Linked DNA regions of Homo sapiens: region 1 is linked to region 2. The links are chromatin loops, found by intact Hi-C in ENCODE. Cell type or tissue: Caco-2. All regions are shown on one strand. Links, peaks and the distances in the headings refer to the core of each region. The heading gives the core; the rest is flanking DNA. Region 1 overlaps DYNLRB2-AS1 (DYNLRB2 antisense RNA 1). Region 2 overlaps DYNLRB2-AS1 (DYNLRB2 antisense RNA 1).

What was found. Peaks named below come from ENCODE experiments on the same cell type or tissue, not always from the same donor. Only the 100,000 strongest peaks of a DNase experiment are listed, where the experiment ranks them.
Region 1: it touches region 2 in a loop (7-fold over the local background); 2 of 110 quality-filtered maps call a loop at or near these places.

What each region holds. Positions count from the first base shown.
Region 1 is chr16:80,347,053-80,352,437 of GRCh38, reverse strand. All of the region lies in intron 2 of DYNLRB2-AS1 (DYNLRB2 antisense RNA 1), which reads left to right. Among named protein-coding and RNA genes, the nearest start is that of DYNLRB2, 190 kb to the left of the region's middle. In Caco-2, for the core only: no CTCF peak of the experiment used is centred there; DNase peaks (open chromatin) are centred at 2,147 and 4,197.
Region 2 is chr16:80,262,703-80,268,087 of GRCh38, reverse strand. All of the region lies in intron 2 of DYNLRB2-AS1 (DYNLRB2 antisense RNA 1), which reads left to right. Among named protein-coding and RNA genes, the nearest start is that of DYNLRB2, 280 kb to the left of the region's middle. RefSeq lists enhancers at 2,102-2,396, 3,922-4,216. In Caco-2, for the core only: no CTCF peak of the experiment used is centred there; a DNase peak (open chromatin) is centred at 2,217.

The sequences.
Region 1 (5,385 bases), core at 77-5,076, 84 kb before region 2:
ATATGAATTTTCTGCCTGAGTACTCTTAGTAGTCTTTTATTTTTGAATTTAAAAAAAAAACAGCAATAAAAGAGGTTATGTCTAGGTATTACTTCTTGTGTTAATGTTGCTTGCCTTTTCACTTTCAGAATAAATTATTCAGCTTCATTGTAGCTCCCATTTTACTTTTGTTTCATTTGTTTTGGTTTCCTGCAACACCAGTTATCCATATGTTGGAGCTGGAACTTTGCCATGTGTTTCTTACCTATTAACTTCCCTCTCAACATTTGTTTTTTTTTTTTACTTGGTGTTCTAGGAAAAGCATATTGAGATTGTTGTCCACATTTTTTGGTTTTATGTCAATTTTAGTCCACCATTTTAAATGCTGTTTTATCTTTAATTCACTTATGGGGTTGTGCTTTGTTTCATTTTTCCTTACCTATGTTGGGAACCACTATAAGTTTCTAGGTTGTCTTATCTACATGTCTTATTTGAGTTCCCCATCCTAGAAGCAGACCCAACCAAGGGCCCAGCACCTGTACAGGGGAGGGCAGGCAGCCAGTAAGAGGTGAGGTAGTAAGCCAAGTGCTGTAGTGGGCAGCTCAAGCTAAATCCTGAATGGAAACTCAGGGAAGTGGTGTAAACAAAAGCTCCAAATTTTCCCACTCAAGGTGTGAGGAGTTTGGGACATTTATATCCTATACCTGCCAATCACTGGTTAAGGGTTGTCTGCAGGGAGAAGTTGACCATGACCATGGGCAAATGGAGTTCTGGCAACCTAGAGGCAGATCCACAAAAACCATGGAGATTGTTTCCCTCATAAATCAGGTTGGTGTGCCGTGCCCATAAATTGTAAGAAGGGACTATGGGAATAATGTAAGTTTTGGCTACATAAGATAAAAAGAAAATCAACAAAACTGGATGCCTCCCTGAAAAAGCTATGATAACCAGGATGAACAGTGATTGAGGAACAGAGGTTTTGCACTATGAAGCTTTGATTTAAATTCGGTTTATTTCTACCACTTCTTGTGTCTGTTTAACATTTCTAAGACTTCTATTTTCCTAAGTGTAAATGAGTTATAATAGTAGGGTAGATTTGAGAATCAAATATGATAACGCTTAGTATCCAGTAATGGCTCTCATATATAAGCTTTTAAAAATATTCAGCTATGAATTTACCTTTGAGTGCCTCACTGGTCATATCCCTTAGTTTTATGATGTAGTGGCTTTTGTAATGTTCTAAATAATGTGGTGTGTTTGTATCCTGTCTCACTTCGAGTCAATTTAAATAAAGCTGTCTAGCTGGCAGATCCCTAAAAAAGAAAAAGTATCTGAAAAAACCGGATCTTGTGCTTGTTTTGTGTCCTGGTATTTAAAAGTGCTTTTCTGTTGAATATAAATCTTTCTATACTCCTAAGTAACCCCATGAGCTTCCATAGACAAAGAAAATTATGCTCAGAGAGGTTAAACAATTTCCCCAGGATCACACAGGAGGCAGTAACAGCGTCAGAACTAGGGCCCAGATCCCTCCAAGTACTGCATCAGTGCTTTACCACAGTCTCATGCTCCCTTCATGTTTTAGACAGAATAATAGCCCCACAGGTGTTCATGTCCTAATCCTCTGAACCAGTGAATATGTTGCCTTATATGGCAAAAAGGGACTTTGCAGATGGGATCAGGGATCTTGATATGGGGACATTATCCCGCATTATCTGAGATATAATCAAGAGGGTCTTTATAAGAGGGAGGCAGGAGGGTCAGAGTCAGAAAAGGAGTTGCGTGGCCAGGCATAGTGGTCACGCCTATAATCCCAGCACCTTGGGACGCTGAGGCGGACAGATCACTTGAGGTCAGGAGTTTGAGACCACCCTGGCCAATATGGTGAAACCCTGTCTCTACTAAAAACACAAAAATTAGCTGGGTGTGTTGGCGCATGTCTGTAATCCCAGCTGCTTGGGAGGCTGAGGCAGGAAAATCACTTGAATCTGGGAGGCAGAGGTTGCAGTGAACCAAGATCATGCCACTGCACTCCAGCCTGGGCCACAGAGGGAGACTGTGTCTCAAAAAAAAAAAGGAGTTGGGCAATGGAAGCAGGTGTGCATGAGAGGGAGGGGAGAGAGAAAGATTTAAAGATGCTATGCTATGCTACTGCCTTTGAAGTGGAGGCAGGTGGGGCATGAGTCAATGAATGTGCATGGCCTTCTAGGAGCTGGAAAAGATAACAAATTCTCCCCTAGAGGTTTCAGAAGGAATGCAGTCCTTCTTTTATCCCCATAAGACCCGTTTCAGACTTTGGCCGCCAGAACTGTAAGATAACAAATGTATGTTGTTCTCAAATCATGAAGTTTGTGGCACTTTGCTACATCAGCCACAGGAAACTGATACACTTTGTAACGGTTAACAGATTTACACACCTATGTGTGTGCTTTAGACGTGAAAATTGTTTATTCATTTTTTATGCAAGGAACAGCGCTTAGAAGGACATGCAGAGATGAAGAAAGGTTCTTGTTCTGAGGATCTGAGAGTCTGTGTGCAAAACTTCAAATAAGTAGGAGGCTTTGTCTGGGGGTTAAAATAGAGGCCAGCTTAGGGTTCTCCCAGTATGCAGAGTGAGAATTCAGACAAGTTTTCTTGATCAAGGTGCAATTGGAGCAGAGTCTTTCAGAATGACTATTCTGTAGGAAGAGATGTGCAAAGATTACCCTGGGCCAAGGGAATCACATATGCAGTGGCATCAGAGAAATACCTGGTGGGTCAGGGAGTGGAGGGAGCAGCCTTACATGTGGGGGATGATGGGAGCAGTGACAGCTGTGGCTTTGTATGTGGTTTTCCTTAATGCCCCCAATGTCTCCCAACAATGGCTGGCTCTGTGACTGCTCAACATGGCATCGTGGGCTTGCCTCGGGTGTTCCGGAGTCTGGGTTCTGTCTGTAGGGAAAAGGACTCACGTTAGCATCTGCCCAGAGTTTGGCTCCAGGGGTGCCATCAATCTGCTGATTCTTAAGCACCAGGCGTCAATAAAAATAATCAAAGGAAACTAACAGCCCATAAACAATATTAACTCCAGGACTGGTAGGCGAGGGGCTGGAGAATATTGGAGCAACCCACATTTGAATACTTGGACAAAGCCCCAGTGCAAAATGTGCTTTCTGTATAAGGAACAGATGCTGATCAAACCGTCAAGATGGTAATGGTTTAATTTGATGTTTTGAGAAGAAGACCATGTTCTTTCCCCCTTTCGATGCATCTCATCATTGGAGACGTGTCTTCTCTCCAGAGTTTAGATCCTGGGCCTTTTTTTTTTTTTTTTGAGACGGAGTCTCACTCTGTCGCCGAGGCTGGAGTGCAGTGGCACGATCTTGGCTCACTGCAAGCTCCGCCTCCTGGGTTCATGCCATTCTCCTGCCTCAGCCTCCCTAGTAGCTGAGACTACAGGCGCCCACCACCATGCGATCCTGGGCCTGGTTTTCCAGGTGAGCTCTGGACCTCACATTTGGTCTGAGTCTAGTCATCCTTATACCCTCAATTCTATGAATCTTTGACACAAAAACTGTTTCCCTTCTACCTGGTCCGTGGCAATACAATTCAAATAGCAAACCCTTTGAGCTCTAGCTCATGTATAAGGTCTGAACTGATTCGTTTTCAACTGTATTATGGAACAAGGTACCATCAATTTTATGAAAACTATGATAACAATGATTCAGGCACTGATGTAGCATGCTTGGTGCATAGCATTCTTGACCTGGTTTAATTAACCAGGTTAACTAGTAGTGGCTTCTAACTCTTCGCTTCATCTTGTGTTGTGTGGACAGGGCCTAACATCCAAAGTCCAGGTAAACTGGAAGGTCTAGGCTTATCTGTTCCCTGATGTTTTAGTGAATTATCTCACTTCATTGTTTATATTTTATATAGATAGCATGCCCTATATGCCAGGCATTCTTGTAAGCACTTAAAGATATTAACTCATTTAATCTTCATAACAACCTAACATGGCAGGTATTATTATCCCAGTTTTGGTGATGAAAAAACCGAGGTGCAGAGAGGTTAATAAATCCCCCAAGGCTCCGTATCTTCTACATGGCAGAGCTAGGATTCAAACACAGGGTTTGGCTCTGCCCCAAGGCTGCCTCTTTGGGACTGAGAAGATGTGGTCATTCTGTGGCATCTTCCCACCTGCTCACCTCTGCACTGGGTTGGATTGGAAGCCACACCTCTCATACTCCAGGGTTTTCTCGCTGCCCTGAAGCCGTCTGCAGCCCCAGGCCAGCCTGGCCCGTTGCTTTCAGAGAGTTGGTTTCTGTTTGCTTGCCTTGTCTGGGCCTTTGCAGGATTGTGAGGCCAGGAGTGAGGAGGGGAAAATGGCTCTCCCCACCCTGTTCCTCTTGACTTGCCAAGAGCTACTAGGCCCTGAGCCAGCTCCCTGGGCCTGCTGCCACCACAGATGTGTCCTGCCCCCAGCAGCAGAACCAGGCCCTTTCTTGGAAACTGACCAGGGGGTGCCAATGGAGAAAAAGATGAAACCTCCTTCTCTGTCTACCCTGATGGTCACCTACACCCCACCACAATCTCAGAGTGTAGGTTAGTTGTGCCCATGTTCTTCTAACAGCTTCTCTGAAGTCCCGTCATAATCTCTGGGCCCTAAAGAATGTGTTAATCTCTTGGAGTTTGGCAGGTAGGAGCCATTCTCTAGTATTCTAGATGAGGTCCCTGCAATGCACATCTGCAGAACTGGGCTCCCCACCTGTGCCTTGGTAAAGGCAGGTCTGGTCTCTCTCACTGAATCCATGCCCCATGCATAGGGGTTTGGTTTTTTGAGCTTAGGATGGCACCTGGACAATTCTCTTTTGTTGTTCAGTCAAGAGACACAGAGGAACAGGCCCTGGGTAAAGCACAGGACATCCAGAGACCAACAAATCACAGTTCCTGTCTCATCCAGCTCACAATGTCCTGAGTAAAGCAGGTAAACACACAATTATATGGAGGAATGAGAAAAGCTTTGATGGTAGGGAACAAAATGAGACAGACAGGGTAGACTACTCCAGGGTGGATAACAGTCAGGGTGGACAAGGTCTTTCAGGAGCTGACACTTGTGTTAAGTCCTAAGAAATGGATAGGTGTTAACTGAGCACAGAAAAGGAGGAACCTTTGTTAAGGTGCTGGGAACTACGTATGCAAATGTATTAACAGGGAAGAAAACATTTCTGATGCCTAATGTGACCATTGAGACTTGTCACATGAATACTCTTGTTCGAGGAAGTGATGTCTGGTGTCACAGCAGCCACTTCGTGATGGTGAGGCTGTTCAGCTAGTATTTGAGTCAACACCTTTGGGCTGTTGGGTAGAATATTAAATATCCTTAGGATTTAAGCATGCTTTTGTTTTAGTTACTTTCAGATAAAAAGATAT
Region 2 (5,385 bases), core at 197-5,196:
AATCAGCAATTAGCCAGAGAGAGACGTGCCCCACCCCCCAGCCCCCCACACACAAAATTGAAGATGGAAAAAAAATTTCCTTAATTTTTATATATATGCAAGGAAAGGGGAAGCTGTGGGGAGTGACGTCCCTTGCCCTGGGTACAAATAAGACTACAATCCATTGACACGTCCTGGCAGACTGAATTGAGAGCACTGGGAAAGTCCTGAGGTTACATTTTTCTTTTTGAAGAATGCTGCCAAATTGCTAATTTGGACTCACGTTCTTTTTCTGCAACATAGCTTTCTCTGACCTCGAAGGAGCTTGAGTGTAGGCAGCTGAGTGTCTTAATGTCTGAGAATTGCCAGCTCTGCTTCTCCTCCTGTAAGCTCTTGGGTGGGTTAGTCCATAGGGTTAAATGGCTCACTGCAATTCAGCAAAGTGGGTTTTACATGCAATTAATGTTTGTTAATTTTGTTAAATGTCAAAGTATACATTTTTTTTGGGGAAAAAAAAAGTTCCTGCAATACAACCTTCACCCCCAGCCCCTTTAAATATCGAAGAGCAAGATGTTATTCTCAAACAAATGCAGAGGCCATCATATTCAGAGTCTGCCTGAAACTGAATGGAAGATACCTTAGTTTGATGTCCCTCTTGGGAGAAGAGACAATAATATGTCAGCACATCTGAGTTTAGAGTCAAAATTAAGGGGACAGTGAAATTGCCTTTACTACCTGGCCCCTGAAGAAGAAAGAAGAACTTTGACTCAACTATTGTACCCCTTGTTTGAGTCTGCATCTTTTTTTTCTAATATTTTGATAGTTCTCCTTTATGCATCATGTGTACTCTGGGATTTTTGCTTTTTTATTTTTTTCTGATCTTGGTTGTGTCCATATCTATATATTCTGGTTCTGTTTTTTAGGTGCTAAAGGTTCAGAGATTATTACTGTATCCTCTTTATAATGACCTTTTTTATTACATAAAGTTTATGTATTTAACGTAAAATATACACTTAATGTAACATATACATAGTAAATATACACCGTGGTAAAAATATAAAGAAGCTAAAGCACTTGATTCTTCAGTCTTGACATATATCTGCTACTAAACTGAAAAATGATTGTCTTTTCCAAATTCATAGGGTAAAAGTAGATTTAGGAATCTCCATCTTAGAATTTCATCAATAGTCTTACTTTTCTCCTTAAGAGTTGAATCTCTGCTACAGCTCTGGGCTGGTTAAACTGTGTTTTATCCATGCACCTGGTAGAGCTTAGGTGTGGATGTCCTAGGCATTTTTAATTCCATGTCTTGTCCTCTTTTAAGAAAATAATTTTCTTCGTACAACTGCTCTCTCTTGCATTTCTGTGATACAGTGCTGTGATCAAGTTCTGTCTGCCTCACTCACTGCCTGCTCTCCCTGCTGGATGGAGGAGGTTAGCTGAATTTTTTCTAAGCCACAGCCATTTATTCCCTCTTCCTTCTGTTGCATCAGTTGCCTTGTACACATCACCCCTTTCTTTTAACCTAAGAAAGGAAAGACCTCCAGGACCAAGATGTTGTATCTATGGAGACCTGTTTTAGTTTGCTCCTTAGGTGAGAGAGACACAGTTCATCCTGACGGCTCTTCCATACCATGAAGGATTCTGAAAAGCCAGCTGATCATAAAATAAACCTCTTATCTTTTCTTGACATGTTCTCTGTTCAGTTCATTATTAGAAATCTATGACAACGGCTTCTTGGTGATTGTGAGCAGGGCCAGCTACATGGGTATGTGGCTTGACCAGTTGCACAGGGCCCCATGCTTAGGAGGGTCCCACACTGAGTTTAATGTTCTGTTATCACTGTCTTAAAACTCCTTAATAATCTTTGACCAAGAAGTCTCATGTTTTTTATTTTGTTTTGCCCTGGGTCCCACAAATAATGGAGCTGGTCCTGATTTTTGGGATAGGATTCTGACCAATCCTCTTTGCACATCATCAACCTAGCAAATGTACTTGGCTAATACATGGGAGTTTCCATCCTCCTCATTTTGAGAGGGTCAAAGACACATATGTTCCTCCCTGGCCCTTGGGAGGACATGTTAATATTCCCCAGGGTTCAAAGGGAAGAGTTGAGTTCAACAATGATTTAACTTAACGTGCCAAAGAGCTTACAGTTGCAATGGGTGGTGAGCTCATTCACTGATAACAATGTTTTTATGAATGGAAAGGAGCAAGGTCCAAGGTACTTTTCAGTTCCGTGAAAATCAGTAATGGCTTGTTTGGGAAGCTCTCTGAATTTTATGGCCTTGAGGTCCTTGAGAGTGACATCATTTGAGGTTGCTATGAAGTTTTATGTCTCACTTTTACTTATGCAACTGTTTGCAGTCCTTTGGTTGCTCCTTCTCTCAGTGTCATGCAAAACTTTGCAGAAATGACCTGTGAATTTGATCCAAAGAATGTATCATTGCTACTCAAGGGACATGCTATGTACAGAAACAAGACTATGGTAAGCCAACGGAAGAATATTTTTCTTTTGTTTTCCCTTTATCTATCTCTGTCCTGAACTTTAGTTGGATCTCCATTGCCTATAGGAAAGAAATATGCAGCAACCCCTTCCTCAGCTAGGCATTCAAAACAAAATTTGTTTTTCTATGGAAGTCGCTAACTTCAGGGACCAGGGAGAACACTTTGCCAGAACTGAAGAATATAAGTTATACATTCTCTGGGAAATGTGGTCAACTTGGAAATATGGCCAGTTGGACTTACATTTAAGCATGAGCAGAGAGGTTAGTGGAGAGAAAGAATAAGCTAGCTTTTCATCTTAGAGGCATAATCCACAGTCTCTCTCTCTATGTCTTTGATTTTGTTTTGTGTGTGATGAGATTTTAATTGGGCTGATGAAGGAAAGAGGGTAAATGATCTCCCTCCAGCAGAATGCACCACTGTAGTATTTCTATTTAGTGGGTTTCACTCTGGGCAGGATTGTGTGTGTTTGTTTACACTTTTTGCTTTTGTTCAGTTCTTGAATTGGTGGAAGAGAAATTCCTTTTAAAACATGCTACACTGGTCTAGATGCACTGTCTGTCCTAGCAATGATTTTCCCTTTCCAAGGATGGTATTGTGGAAAGAACCTTGGGGATGAAGTTGGGAAGTCAGGATTCAAGTCCCAACTCTGCAAGTAGCTGCCAACCTTTCTGCATCTCATTTTCACCATCCTCAAGAAGAGCTGGGGTGAAGTTTACGAATCCCGTAGTGGCTGTGATGACTATAGGATAGTCTGTGAAAACTCCCTAACCTAGTGTCTAGCACACAAGAGCTGTTCAAATTGTGCTGAGTTGAACCAGAGCAGAGGTATAACTCTGTGTTGGTGTTCTGGTTGTTATTAAATGTCCTTTTAGTAGGAAACTAAATTTGATCAGATTAATCTCCATTTGCCTAGTCATCCTCCCTGTGAATTTTGTAAAAGAGATATAGGTGAAAATAATTGTGAGAAAGAAACCACAAACTAACGTAATTAGTATTTGCACCTAAACCTCAATGCAAGGAAATGTGGTGAGATGGAACATGCAGAAATCCATTTTACTAATGTGGTTAGGCTAAAACATGTTCTAGAACAATATAACACACTCACCAATCCTAGAAGAACGTCAACAGAGAGCAAGAAAAAAATCTGCTTGCCCCAGCCTGCAGCGGAGTAGCACTTTTAAGACTAGTTGACAAATAGACAGGGCAAGATACCACCAGCCAGCCTTCAGTATGGGACTTAGCCTTGCCATATGTGAAGGACAGAAGACAGAGAGAGAGAGGGAGAGGCAGAGTTAGAAGAGGAGGAAAGGCCGGGCATGGGGGCTCATGCCTACAATCTCAACACTTATGGAGGTAGAGGTGGCAGGATCGCTTGAGTCCAGGAGATTGAGAGCAGCCTGGGCAACATAGGGAGACCCCATCTCTTTTTGAAAAAAAAATAAAAAAATTTTATTTTTTAAAATGGGAGGGGACATAGTACATATATGGAACACTCAAGTGCATAGTGACCTTGCAAACAAACAAACAGAGCTAAGTCAAATATTGGTTCAGATTCTGGCAAATCCATAGCAAAGCTTTTCCCTGGAGGAAAGGGACATTTCAAAGAGCAGAGTTAGAAGAACTTTACCTTCATCCTAATGGTGTTCCGGAGGCCACTCCTTGAGATTTGATTTGGTGTCTCTCAAGGGAAACTTAGATGTTGATCTTCATGGAAGACTCTTGTAGGTCACACTCATTGGGGGTCTTTCTTTTTCCTCCTGAATAGAAAAGGGACACATTTAGGCTTTCATGGAATTCCAAGCTCAGATTCCAAGAAGAAAATTGCATTTGTTCATGTAATAAATAATAATACATTTGGACCTGGCAAACACTAGGCAGAGCTGCAGAAGATATATAATACAATTAGCCCTTGCTAGGGTTGCCCGCCAACAATGAGGCAAGATTTATGTGTTTGCTTTTTCCATAAGTACAATTTTATTTGATAAGTGCAGTCTAAAGATATAAAGAATTAATCCAGGGTCTGCATTGTGGGATATTTCCTCTGTAATATTAAAATAAATATTACCCTTCTATCCAATTACATGAAATTATGTTAATAATATCTTCTTTGTTGCTGTTGTCTGCCTGTTTCATCTTTGTAGCCAAAGAGTTTATTAAAAGCAGTGACTGGCTTCCTTTCAGAAAGAGGTAGACTTTTTTTTTTTTTTTATCATCCTAGTCAGAAGAGCACAATTATTTCTTTTTAAAAGAAACACTCTCGACTGGCACGGAGGGTCTGGTGACTCCCAGGGCTGGCTTTCATGAGACAGCCTTTGTTCTAAACTCCTATATCTGCTAGCTCTGCCCTTATGGCAAACCTGAACTTTTAGGAATAGCAAAGTCATATTCTGCGTTGAATGGGTGTGTGGGGTTGAGGGTATACAGATGTGGGTGGGGGTGGGTCTCTGATCAATTTAAAGGATTCAGTCCATACCAACTATCGAGACTAAGCATTGCAGGATGAGGGGGCAAAGTTTAGGGGTGAGTTATTTTCTCAAAAGTCCAACGTTACACCCAGCCATTAGTTGTCTTTACTGGAGGCTGCTTATTAAGAATTTATTCTAGACTAGGGATGGCATATACAGTCTCTGCCAAGAAACATAGTGCCTGGAAGAGAAAGCAACAAATGAGCTAAAAATTAAAGTGCTCAAAGGATTCAGATAGAGATAATATGGTCTCCTCATTCACATAGACGAATGCACACTTGCCGATTGCTGGATTTCAATCAGAGCTGCTAACAGTGTGGTCCTTTGTCCAGTGCCTGTCTGCAAACTACTGGCTACCCATCCATGGTAAGAAAAGCACAGAAATTGAGAGCAAACATTTAGAAACTTCTAGAGCAATTTGACATTGACATCT